Linked DNA regions of Homo sapiens: region 2 is linked to region 1. Evidence: chromatin contacts called from ENCODE Hi-C data. All regions are on one chromosome and are shown on one strand. Each heading gives the region's core, a stretch centred on a gene start or an enhancer-like site at or near the end of the contact. The rest is flanking DNA. Distances are from core to core; before and after follow the strand shown. Region 1 holds the start of MORC4 (MORC family CW-type zinc finger 4). Region 2 overlaps FRMPD3 (FERM and PDZ domain containing 3).

The links. Hi-C counts contacts between places; a loop is a spot of excess contacts on that map. Pooled maps may share reads with other maps.
Region 2: a loop to region 1 is called in a pooled map, with 6 times the contacts of the local background. The contact joins the enhancer-like site here to the promoter of MORC4 in region 1. A Hi-C loop is called at or near these places in 6 of 50 pooled maps.

What each region holds. Positions count from the first base shown.
Region 1 is chrX:106,998,355-107,005,070 of GRCh38, reverse strand. MORC4 (MORC family CW-type zinc finger 4) reads left to right here and starts at 4,859. Exons shown (of 17, transcript NM_024657.5): 1 at 4,859-5,203; 2 at 5,322-5,394. The coding sequence starts at 5,102. RefSeq lists silencers at 4,795-4,874, 4,885-5,094.
Region 2 is chrX:107,480,064-107,485,981 of GRCh38, reverse strand. All of the region lies in intron 1 of FRMPD3 (FERM and PDZ domain containing 3), which reads right to left. Among named protein-coding and RNA genes, the nearest start is that of FRMPD3, 33 kb to the right of the region's middle. RefSeq lists an enhancer at 1,349-1,907. Within about 2 kb of position 1,426, at least 2 of the 41 ENCODE cell types and tissues checked have a DNase peak (open chromatin) inside an H3K27ac peak, as active enhancers do.

The sequences.
Region 1 (6,716 bases), core at 3,610-6,109:
CTTGTTAGCACATTCCTTATCACCTTGATAAATGGTGTATCCTGGGTTTTTCTGTTTGAGTTTTCCAGGCTTGTTTGATCTATCCACTACAGTAGGCTCACTTCTGAATCTTTTAATCCTTTCTTCTACTATTGTCACAGCAATGCTGGCATTTCAACCTCACTTAGCATGGGTCATCACTTTTTCTGTACTTCAAGGAGTCATCTAATTGTGAGACTATTCTACCTCATGTGGTCCTTGCCAGAGTGTTAAATCCTATATTCCAGAGTAGTGCTCCAAAATTGATAAACTGCCTGTTATCCCACCTTATAGACTAGCTCTCTTGATCAAGCAGTCTCAGAATTCAATTCCATGTGAACCCTTCCAGTTCCTGCCAATCCACGCTGGGTATCTTGCAGCTTTTTGACGTATAATCGCTCTTCTCCCTGATCAGGCCTCACATGTCCATGCTGTGCCTTAGCCCTTGTTATAGGCCTAATGGCAAGGAGGGGAGGGGAAAGCACATGTTGTCTTGTTGGGGAGAAGCTTTGCATGTCTGCAAGCAAGAGGATGGGGCGGGCGTGGGTACTACCAATAGGGAAATTGCACCAGTTCTATGGGCTCAGCTGGTTCAGGGAAATCTAAGGATTCAAGATTTTGGTAGCATCAATCTAGATAGCCCCAAACCATGTGTCAGGGTCTCATTCTTTCCCGGGCAGCATCCCGATTTTGACATAGCAAATGTGTGTCTATTTCTCCATTGGGAATTTACTCCTTTTTAGACCTCAATAACCACTAAATTCCATTGGTTCTTTTTGTTGTTGTTTTGTTTTGTTTCAGAGTCAGGGGCTCGCTCTGTTGCCCAGGCTGGAGTACAGTGGCATGATCATAACTCACTGCAGCCTTGAACTCCTGGGCTCAAGTGATCCTCCTACCTTGGCCTTCCATTGGTTTTATAGCTACTACTTCCTCCATATTTCTCAAACACTTGAAACATCACAGAAGATTATACGTTCCCTTTTACCATCCCAATTCACACCTGGTGGAAGTTTTAACAATAATAGGACTGCTGCCTTGTGGCAGGGGGCTATCTGTGCTCCATCCACTCTGTGGTATGGTCCTCATTGCCAACTGGGCAGTAAGTGATTTAGCTCCCAAATATCATCCAAATGCTCTGGTTTCTCTTCGGATCGTATAAATCTTTTGCCTTTTACCAAATATCATCATAGTCCCGACTTTCTTGGATCACTCCCAATTTCAAGTGTTACAGTTTGAGTTCCCCAGGAGGCAGATTCCAAGGAAGAGCTTTGTGTGCAGGGTGCTTATTAAGAGGTATTCTTAGATTAGGATCTGTGCAATGAAGTAGGTGTGGGCAGAGGGGAACACTGAGCTACAATGCAGGCTCAATAGCAGAGAGCCAACCCCACAGAGAGAATTGGAGTTAGAATGACCCTTCCCAATTGTCCCAAATTGGGTTGAGACAGTCAGGTCTTTATACCCCCTCTTTGGTCAGTTACTGTAGGCTGTCCCAGAAAAGTCTGTGACCTTGGGTAAGGCAGAGATTACCTGAAGCAATCCCTGAAGGGCTAACAGCTGAAGGCAGTCTGTCAACATTTCTCCCAGCAGCTCAGCCAACAAGTCTTTTATTGAAATGAGAGGTGGGCTGACGCATCACAGTATCCATCACAGGCATCATCTCTTTACATTAAAAATTGCCAATTAAAAGTAAAGAGTTAAGCATTTATCATGTCCTTCCTATATAAATTGTATTTCAGATTAGCCAAATAGCCATGGTTGATGAAGGTAAGTTCTATACAGAATGATCCAGTTAATAAATTAGAAGAAATTATGAGATTGACTATCATAATTTTGCAGTCCTAATAACATATTTTTTTCAGACAATGAAACCATGAAGTAAAAGGATGGTGGAGAAATTTATAGTGGAAGCTTCAGGCTGCCTCTCCCTGAAGTCACCAATGAATCTGAACATGTCTAAGTGTTGCACAGTATGTATTCCCTGATGTGATGCAATGGGAACTATACAGCACCATCTATGAGCATTCCTATTTAGAAAACATTGTACTAGACTCTAAGACTCTAGAGACAATTTATGGTTTATAGTTAAGTTACACTTTTTCCTGTAACAAGAGGAGCAAGTTAAGTAACATGAAGAAGCAAACAGACAAATGAAAATGTAGGGCATTCAACAGTCCAACTGTCTTGGTTTCTTCAACAACTCAAGGGGTTGGGCATGATGGCTCACACGTGTAATCCCAGCACTTTGGGAGGCCGAGGTGGGAGGATCACTTGAGCCCAGGAGTCCAAGAGCAGCCTGGGCAACATGGGGAGAACCCATCTCTACAAAAAAAAAAAAAAAAAAAATCAATAACATGAATAAAAAAAAAAGAGAGGGGAGACTTTTAGATTGAAATGGATTTAAGACACATAACCACGTGCAATGTGTGCACTTGGAGTCTAGATTTAAACAAACCAACTGTAAGCAGACATTTCCGAGACAATTGGGGGAAATCTGAATATGGACTGGGCCAAGCAAAGTGGCTTGCGCCTGTAATCCCAGCACTTTGGGAGGCCAAATCAGGTAGATTGCATGAGCCCAGGAGCTTGAGACCAGCCTGGGCAACGTGGCAAAACCTCGTCTCTAGAAAATATAAAAAGTAAAAAAATGACCTGGGTGTGATGGCATGTGCCTGTAGCCCCAGCTACTCAGGAAGCTGAGTTGGGAGGATTGCTTGGTCCCAGGAGGTCAAGGCTGCAGTGAGCCAAGATCGTACCACTGCACTAAAGCCTGGGTGACACAGCAAGGCCCTGTCTCAAAAAAAAAAAAAAAAAAAAAAAAGTCTGGGTATTAGAAGACAACAAAGAATTAGTATAAATTTTGTTTGGTATAAAAGTGGCATGGTGGTTATGTTTGTTAGAAAATGTCCATGTTTCTAAAGAACACTGAAGTATGTAAAATAAAATGGCATGATGTTTGAGATTTGCCCTGAAATGCTCACAGCTTACAGAAATGGAAAAAAAAAAAAAAGAAAAGAAAAAGAAAAAGAAGAAAAGGGATATAGAAAACAAGTGCCTTAGTCAGATCTGGCTGCTGTTAACAAAGTACCATAGACTAGGTTGCGTATTAACAGCAGATGATCAGGTTCTGGTACGGTCTCTCTTCTGGGTTGCAGAATTCAGACCCTTTCTTGAGTCCTCATGGAAGAAAGAGGATGAGAGAGCTTTCTGGGGTCCTTTTTATGAGGCACTAATCCCATCATGAGGGTTCCACCCTTATGACCTAATTACTTGGCAAAGGCCCCAACTCCTAATCCCAATACCTAATACCATCATATTGGGAGTTAGGATTTCAACATACAAATTTTGGCGGGGCACAAATGTTCAGTCCATTGCAGCAGGTGTGGCAGTCTTGATAATTACTGCATCTGAGTAATAAGTACATGGGATTCATTATATTGTTTTCTGTACTTTTGTGTATTTTAAAAAATTGAAGAAAAGATAACTAAAAAACAGACAAATGTAAAGCACCCAATGGGGGTAAAAAATGATGCTCAAAGGACATAAACAGGCATTTGTAGAAGAGGAGATGCAAATGTATACTAAACATTTGAAAAGATATTCAGCCTTACTGGTAGTCAGGAAAATGCAAATTAAAACAATAAGGAGATACTATTTTTTATTGAAAAGACTATCAAAAAGTTAAAAGATTGGGACCATCTAGTGCTATGAACATGACAAAAGAGCACTGATTGTTGCTGGGAGGGCAAATTGCCTATCTTACAGTATTTATTAAGATTAAACCATGCACATGCTATTAGATGCAGCAGTCTCATCTTTTGGAATTCATTCTGTGGAGATAACAGTATCAGAAATTAATGACCTGTACACGAGTGTGTGAAGGAGCATTTTTTGTATTGTCAAAATTAAAAAAAGAGGACAACCTAAATTACCATAAAGGAATGGTCAAATAAATTATAGTTCATTCATGCCATAGAACATTACATATGTTTTTAATGAATCTGTTTTTCTATTATCAGTGTATATTTATAGTATATTAGAAAACACAGGTAAGAAAAAAGGAAAAAGTGTCTAGTTCCAGACCCAGAGATATCATCTTGGTGTATATCAAGTGGTTTTCGTTGTGTGTGTGTGTGTGTATATATATATGTATGTATGTATGTGTATATGTGTGTATGCATGCATATATATATATGTATATATGTATACATATATATTTGTTTTTCCAATAGAAAAGGCATCATGCGTTCCACAATATGTTGTAACTCCTTGTTTTCTTCATTCCTTCATGAATATTTTTCTACATCAACACATACTTATCTACAAACATGGCCTTCAAGAACTGGATGGTATTTCATTTTATGCATACTTCATAACTCGACCAATCCCCTACTTGGCGGTATTTAAGTGAATCCAATTTCTCCTTTTAGAAACACCGTCCCTGCATGCTAGCAAGACTTTGGAGATAGTTTGCTAATTGCCTTCCAGAAAGTTCTGGGTGCTTCTGGAGGCATTTGAGGCAGAGTAGGTAGAATGTTTTCCCATCAGGCGAGCTTGCTATCTTCCCAGATAGCAACACTGTAGTCTTTAGAACTTGAAAGACTTGTCTTATCTTGCCTGTTAGTCATGCAGCCTAAGCGGGACTAGGTTCCAGAAATCCCATACATGCTCTCCCTCCTCTTGCTTCATTCACGCCCCTCCCCACGCGCCACCCCCGCCCCCCGCGCTTTCCCGCTCGGCGGCCTGGCCTATGGCATACGCCAATAATTAATTAGGGGCGGGGATCAAGGAGCGGCTGTCAGGAGGTCGCCATATTTCTGTACGGCCCAGAGGCAGCCCGGGCAGTCGCCGGGTCGGTAGAGGTGCTGACAGGGCGGAGCCGCCGCTTGCCTCAGCCGGCCTCACCCCTCCCGCCCGGGACAGGTGGCTGGAGCGCGCTCCGCCTCCGCCAGCTGCGAGTGGGAGCGAGGGAGGGCCGGTCCCGGACGGTCGCCGCCAGCTGCGAGTGGAAGTGAGCGAGGGCTAGTCCCGGACCGCCGGGCCAGGGGTCCGGCGGCAGCAGACGGGTACCGTGGCGGCCAAAAAAATGCTCCTGTACCGAGGGGCCCCCGCCGGCCCTGGCGCGCCGGGCTGCGGGCTGGCCCGGCCCGGCGGCGGCCCGCAGGCCTTCGGGATCCGCCTGAGCACGGTAGGTCCGGGGCCCGAGGGGGCGGACGCGCGCGCGGGCCCCTGGGCTGCGGGGGGCGCGCGGGGAGGGCCCGGCGGGCCGAGGCCTCACGCGGGTCGGGACCTTCTCTCGCCCCCAGATGAGCCCCCGCTACCTCCAGAGCAACTCCAGCAGCCACACGCGACCCTTCAGTGCCATCGCGGAGCTGCTAGGTGAGTGGCGAGGGCGGGCCCGGCCGTGTTCGCCCGAGGCAGTGGTGCCAGCGTGGTGCCGCGGACGCGAGAGGAATGCGCAGAGCCGCGCGGGGCGGGCCGGGGCTGGGGTGGGGGCCTCGGAACCGGCCCCGGCTCCGCAGGCGGAGGAGGGGGATGGCTCTCTCGCCAGGAACTAGGTTCCGCTCATAAAACGGAGGAAACGAGGTGTGTCTGAAGCGTTAAAGACACCAGTGTGGTTTTTCTCTCGCGCTCGTGACGTTCGGGCACTTTAGGATAGCTTAGTTAGTAATCAAAAGGAGATGCATAAAAACCTCGGGCCCTGAGGCAGCTGGGTCCGCAGGGGCTGGCGACCGACGGAGGATGCCTAGCTAGCAAAGGGGCGTAGAGGACCGAGGCGGGTCCTGGGGAAAGGTCTGGAAAGCGGAGTTCCTTAACTTTTGAGACAAGAAAAGTTAGGAATGATGGGACATCTCTTAAGAGATGACACGAGTGCATTTGGCTCCCTGCTACTGCGGAGGGCTGGGTCCGTGGTCCACGAGCGCCCTCACACCGCTGGAATGAATATTGAGGACTTAACCTCTCGCTCCACCGGTGTTTGCTTTTAAAGTGTTTTCAGTTGATCCCTTCAAGCCAATTACACCAGTTTTTGCAGTAGTGTGCTACTGTGTGGAAAGCAAAGAAGAAACGCAGTCCTGCACAAAACGCAGCAGCATACAGGGCGCATTATACATGCTTTGAAAATCGAAAGAAGGAAGAAGTGTTTATGGGCAAGGTTGCACAGAACAAACTCTTGAAAATGTTTTCAAAGCTCCCCAAATGAACCCCGGTCTCTACTTAAGCAGTCGCTGTGGCCATGCCATGAGAGTTATCTTGGGTAAGAAGTCAATGGGTAGCAGGGGACTTACTTGGAAGGGTGATAAGAATGATAGAGACCTTTGATGATTAACCATAACACGGAATGCTTTACAATATGTGTAATTTAATTAGAAGGTGAAAGGCAAAAAGTGGAATTGATACGTTTGGAACCCTAGAGCAGAGGGACTGTATCTTTGAGGTTTGGTACTGTGCCTTGGGGCTGTGCACTGAACCTCTGCAGAATGGAATACAATCCAAGTTAAGTATGTAATTTACAAGAAAGACTACAAGGGAGCAAAAAGTAGTGATTTACATAGTGGGGGATGGGAAAGCGAAATGTATTGTTCTCTCATGGTTGGCACGGTGCAGAACGTGATATACCTGTGCTGTGCTTACTGTACTTTCCAGGTGATTTAATGAGTTTCCAATTTGTAATTTTGGATATTTGTGATTTTGGCCATAAG
Region 2 (5,918 bases), core at 177-2,676, 480 kb before region 1:
AAGACAAAGGCAGAGAATGGCCGATTGCAGGTGCCAATTCCCTGGTTTTTATAGGCTGGTGCCTGAGGGATGGATCATCCTGCCTTACCCCCTGGAACTAAAGGTGACAAATGAATGCTCTTCAGTGGGAAAGCTATTAAGTGGGATGGGACCAAGCAAAAAGGACCAGTTCTCTTTTCCCTATATCCCTGCTTCCTTCCACTCCTGCCCTCAGCACTGGGGTAATGGCCTGGCTTAAGGGGATGAGATAAAATGAGGCCTCAGAGGGTACTGGCAGGGACCAGGTGGTCACAGCTCCCCTTTCTCAAGATAATTTACTCAGGGGCAGGAGCTAAAATTGATCAGATGAGGCTCTAAGTCAGAATGAAACCTGTTAATTTGTTACACCGTTTTAGAACTTCACAGATACCTATCTTATTGAACACAGCACTGAGGTGCTTTTTAAAACCTAGGAAGCCAATTAAACCCAGGAAGAAACCTGCATATTTTCTAACGTGGTTGAATAAAATTGAAACTGTTGCTACATCTGAATAGAACTGAAACATAATTTGGTCCAGGATCCTTCTCAGTAGCTGGGACATGCTTGTTTGGGAACTCTTTCCTTGGCCTCAATCTTTTCCCCAGAGCCACCCCTTCTCCCGAAAAGAAAATCCTGACAGGCACAGTCCTGCAGTCTTTGCAGTCCCTGCAAAGACTCGCCCAGTCCTAAATCAGTTTCCTGAGGAACTGTCTCACCAGCAGAGGAACCCAAGCTCCATGCACAAGAAGCTCACTTCATTCGTGTGCCTTCCCCTTTCCTTCCCCCTTACCAAGTTACTTGGTTGGCCTAGCCCACTGGCGTGACTAAATTGGAACATTCTTTCAGGGTATGCGGTTCTTTCCAAGAGAGTTCAGAAGAACCAGGAAACAGACATTTCTGATACAGAACAAACAGAATCTGGGGTTCCCTTCCCTTCATAAGTCTCGCATCTTGCCACAACCAGATCTTTGGCTTTCCCAATTAGCCAATCATATTCTTTGGGATTGACACCCACCTCTGGGAGGTTGACTGAACTGTCAGTAGTCCTGGAGGTGAAGGGTGATGCTGAAGCAGGCACGGGGAAAACGAGCAGCTTCTATTCTTCAGAGGCAGCAGAGACTATTGCTGGACTCTACAAAGCATGGCTGCCTGACCAGTATCTATTCCCAGTTGGACCTGCCCTGGTCTGTACCCTCCCTAAAGGACCCCAGGTTACTGGACTTTTCTATTTTTGGCGATCCATGGATAGGCACCTCAGCCTTCTGCCCTGGCTCTAAGACCCAGTACCTGGACTACTTCTCATCTCTCTTTTCCCCTGCTCCTCCTAGTTAAGACCCACACCAGGCTCCCCTCCCCCTAGCCCCAGGGGAGCCAGCTGGAGCCAGCGATGACGCAGCTTGTCAGGGCAGGAGATTGATGGCAGGCCCTCTGCTTTCTTTCCCCGCCCCTTCTTCTACTGTCTTGCTCTCTCCCTTTCTGGGATTTGGGGAGGAGGGAGGAGGCAGAGAGGGAGAATGCTTAGCTGTTCCATTCACATTCTTCTTAATTCAAGGGCTTTTGCTAGTCCTCACTTGATGGAGCTCAGCTGAGAAGACGCTAGCCTTTCAGAGAGAAGAGGGTTAGGGAATCCAGCTCCCTCCCTGTTACCTCCCTGCTGCCTGGCCCAGTGCTGGTTCTGACCGGAGGCCCCTTTCTTCCCCAGCAGCACTGGGTTGGGCAGTTTGCCTTGGGCCCATCTGGCACCATAATCCGCAAGCCCCTGGGAGGGCCCAGTGAACTCATTTGGAAGCTTTGGGCCTGTGCTATAGGAAAGTGGGGGCAGTGGGCTTCGAGCGTAGCCAGAAGGAGCTACTCTGATCTCAAGGACCCACCTGACTCCCCACCCCCACCACCCCATGGGGGTTTCTACAGCCAGTTCCTGGCCCTGCCACAGCCCCTCCCCTGCAGCCCAGGGAGGGTGAGTGAGTGTCTGGTGGGGTCTTGATAGGGCACTATGTGGACATAACAAAGCTCTCCAGCTGAGAGCCCCTGGCCACTGTCACCCCCCTTGCACACCCAGTGTATATGTTCTTTTGCAGTGAAAAGCACCAACAGGAGGCCTCCATCCAGATAGGCAGGCAGAGAGCAAGAGAGGGAGCTCAGCGAACCCCACCCCTACCCCACGCCCGCATTAGGCCCTACAGACCCAGGATGTGTTCTGGCTGTGACAGCTGATTACAGAGGGGCAGCTGGGAGGGCAGAGCACAGAAAACAGGGGACACAGCAGTCAGAGTCACGATGCAGACAGACAGTTGGCACCATTCTGCCAGGAAGAAAACGAGCATCCAAGATGTGGTGGCTGAGCCAAACAGGTGGGTAGAGCACAAGGGCAGAAAATCCAGGGCTGAGAAAGCCCAGAATTCTGGGAGCCATCATGAGGGTGAGCCCCAGACCCCAAGAGACCTGCCTCACTGGATTTTCTGCTTTTGTGCTCAGAAAGTGGCTGCCAAGAACAAAAGGTCTCAGCCTGGGTCCAGGGTACACTGGAAGAGCCTCAGTGGGGGAAGTTAGGAGCCTAGGGATGGGTTGCCATAGGGCACTGGCTGATGGCAGTAGTCTACTCAGTGCCTTTGTGTAAAAAGCTCAGAAAAAGTTACTCCTTCTGGGTGAATGCAGCCCCACAAACACTATAGCTTTATCAGATGAAAAATGTATCCCTTCATCCAGGTCCACTTAGTCTTGCACCAGGGAACATGGTTTGGGGAGCAGAACATGGGCTGGATTTCCATTCCTACTTAACCCTCTTGGCTGAGTACCTTTATGCAGTTCACAGCCTGCACAACTATATATGGTAGCCCTATCTGCAGCAAATAACTCCCCTCCTACTCCATACTGAGGCTGAGAGAGACTGAGCTGCCAATGCCTTGCTCGCATCCCATACTCATTCGTTCCAAAGCATGGAAACAGCTGGGTCTATAGACGGAGACAATGGTGAGCCTGACTGGGACATCAGACCAGTGGGTTGAGGTAGTGATGCCTTTTTCTTTTTGAGGGAGTTTTTTTGAGAACTGCCCTGTTCCTTCTGCCCATCAACAACTTTGCAACTTTCTGTTTTTACTGTGTTTTATTCTATTGTGAAAATCATGCATGCCTTTTGCATCCTTCAACCTCTCTTGCACTTACCTCTTCAAGAGCTGCCACTTAACTGCCCTGCTCAATAGTGTTGATACTCCTACTCAAGCAAACTCTTTGGTGACTCTGCTCTCTCATAGTCTGCTCTAAAATGAAAATTAAGCTACATTATTGTGATAGTGATCCTCCATTTCCCTATATATACATTGGATATGGAGTAAGTTCCTTCCTGTTCTGGGGTCTTGTGACTCTGAAGAGCCCCTATTCCTCCTGCCCCAAGGTTTGCTCCTTAGTCCTCCCCTCCAGCAACCCAACAGAGGATCATGTGGCCCTGGAGGCTGGGGTGAAGAAAAACATGGGCCCCAAGGCAGAATCTGGTGACCCTTGGGCTCCAAGTCAAAAGTAAGAAGAGTTGGGCCAGGTGTAACAGACTGAGATCAGGAGCTTCAGACTGAGACCAAGGGAGATGGTCAAGCCTTTATTCAGCCAGCAGCTACCTACTAGCAAGCACTTCACTGACATTATCTACATTTTGGAATGGCCTTTCCAGTAAGCCTCTGCTGACAAAGGAGAAGGAGGGGGAGCAGGCTGGAGAGAGAGTGAGGACCTACTGGAGCTTGGCCTGACTCCAGAGCATGGCCACCTTGCTGTGGGAAGACCGGGGGGAGGAGGGGAAAGCCTTTTCCAAGACTGGGTTTCAGTCAGTGCCGCCTTGCAAAGATGTTTGAGAGAAAAAAACAAAACAAACAAACAAAAAAACCTCTCAGCTCACGGGGGTTTTGCTTGCCAGCACAATGTATCTCATGATTTATAAAAAAGGACTGGACTGGGACTTGGGGGCTCTACCTGGACTAATTAGCTGGGTAGCCTTGGTTAAGTCCCTTCCCCTCACTGAGTCTCGGTTTACTTATGTGCAAAATTAGGAAGGAAATTGAACTAGTAAATAATCTCTAACATTCTAGCCTATCCTAGTCTATCCAATCTCCCACCTACATTCATGTGTTATAACTACACTGCATTAACCCTTGCTTACAGCCTGATTTCTTTTAGACCCAGCCTCAATTATTTTGGAACATGGTTCTCAAACATGACTTAGAAAGAGATCTAATTTTCAAGAAGGGTGAAGTCCTACAGATTCAGAAGTTGAGGTGAGGGCTCACCAAGGATTCATTCTGACCAGCTCTTCTCCAGACCAGCTTCTTTCCTTCCATTAGGCCCCGCTGCTTGCCCAAGCGCTAGCTCTCCCTCTCTCTTGCTCTCTCTCTCCCTCTCTCTTCATTTTCTTTGTGGCATTTATCCTTTATGGTGATTAATGTAGACACCAGGCAAATGCTGGCCAAGGGAAAATGTAAATTAAGTCCCTGTCCCTCTTCCTTGTGCACTAGGAGGGTCAAAAGCCTATCTGCTGAGGAAGGATGAGTCCCTGGTGGGCAGGTCTAGCAAAGCAACATTGGGGACAAAGGGATCCCTACAAATTACAGTTCATCATGTGGTTGGGGAGCTGGACTCCAACCTAATGACTCTGTTTGTTGGTGCTGAACTCACTCTCAGGCCCTGCCAGCACTGAGATGGATGGCACCTTTATACTCCAGGCAAGAATATCTGGAGGGCCCTAGTGCTGGAGCAGATCTTCCCCTTCTCCCTCATCAGCAAAGCCTCAAATGGCCAACAGATCACACACAGGGAGGTCCGGGTGACTGAGTCACAGGTCCGTCCTTTTGACATTTCCTCTCACCCAAGCTTGGGCTATCAAGCCATTCTGGGTCACCTTTCAGAGAGCCCTTCTGACCCCCACCTAGAAGATGTGTAGTTTGATGAGATTTCGAGAGTAAAGCTGGGTGGCACAAAGCTAATCTAAATGAACTGGTGATAGTTTCAGCAATGTCTGTTTCTTTCTTTCTTTCTTTCTTTCTTTCTTTCTTTCTTTCTTTCTTTCTTTCTTTCTTTCTTTCTTTCCTTCCTTCCTTCCTTCCTTCCTTCCTTTCTTTCTTTCCTTCTTTCTTTCTTTCTTCTTTTTTTTTTTTTTTGACGGAGTTTCACTTTCGCCTAGGCTGGAGTTTAGTGGTGTGATCTTGGCTCACTGCAACCTCCGCCCCCCGGGTTCAAGCAATTCTCCTGCCTCAGCCTCCTGAGTAGCTGGGATTATAGGCACCCGCCACCACATCTGGCTAATTTTTGTATTTTCAGTAGAGACAGGTTTTGCCACGTTGGCCAGGCTGGTCTCAAACTCCTGACCTCAGGTGATCCACCTGCCTCGCCCTCCCAAAGTTCTAGGATTATAGGAGTGAGCCACTGCACCCAGCCAGCAACGACTGTCTCTCTGCTTCATTCACACATAGAAACCACAATCACCACCATGGCCCATAGGAGGTATGAGGCAGAAACTGCATAGTCAGCTTCTGAGTAACTCAGAGCCCTTGAGAAACACGTAACTGTGAGCTATGTTATGCTGTGACCTAAGTACCCTCCATGTAACAACTTTCACTCATCCCAAGTATCAGTCAGAGTTGACGACTGGCTCAGCTTTGCCATTTTACCTATCAATGGATCAACAATGCTCAACTGCACAGGGACTCATCTATTGCCTCCTCTCCATCACCACACTCCAATCTTCCACATGCTCTTAGAGCCTGCGACTCATCTTTGGTACAATCTTTGGCTGCTATGGATAGCCTGGTGTCTATTTCTCCAGAAGCCTGCTCACATTAAGAATTTCTTTTCTTCCCTACATTTTATTATGAATATTTTCAAATATACACAGCAGCTAAAGTATCCTTAAGACCAATAC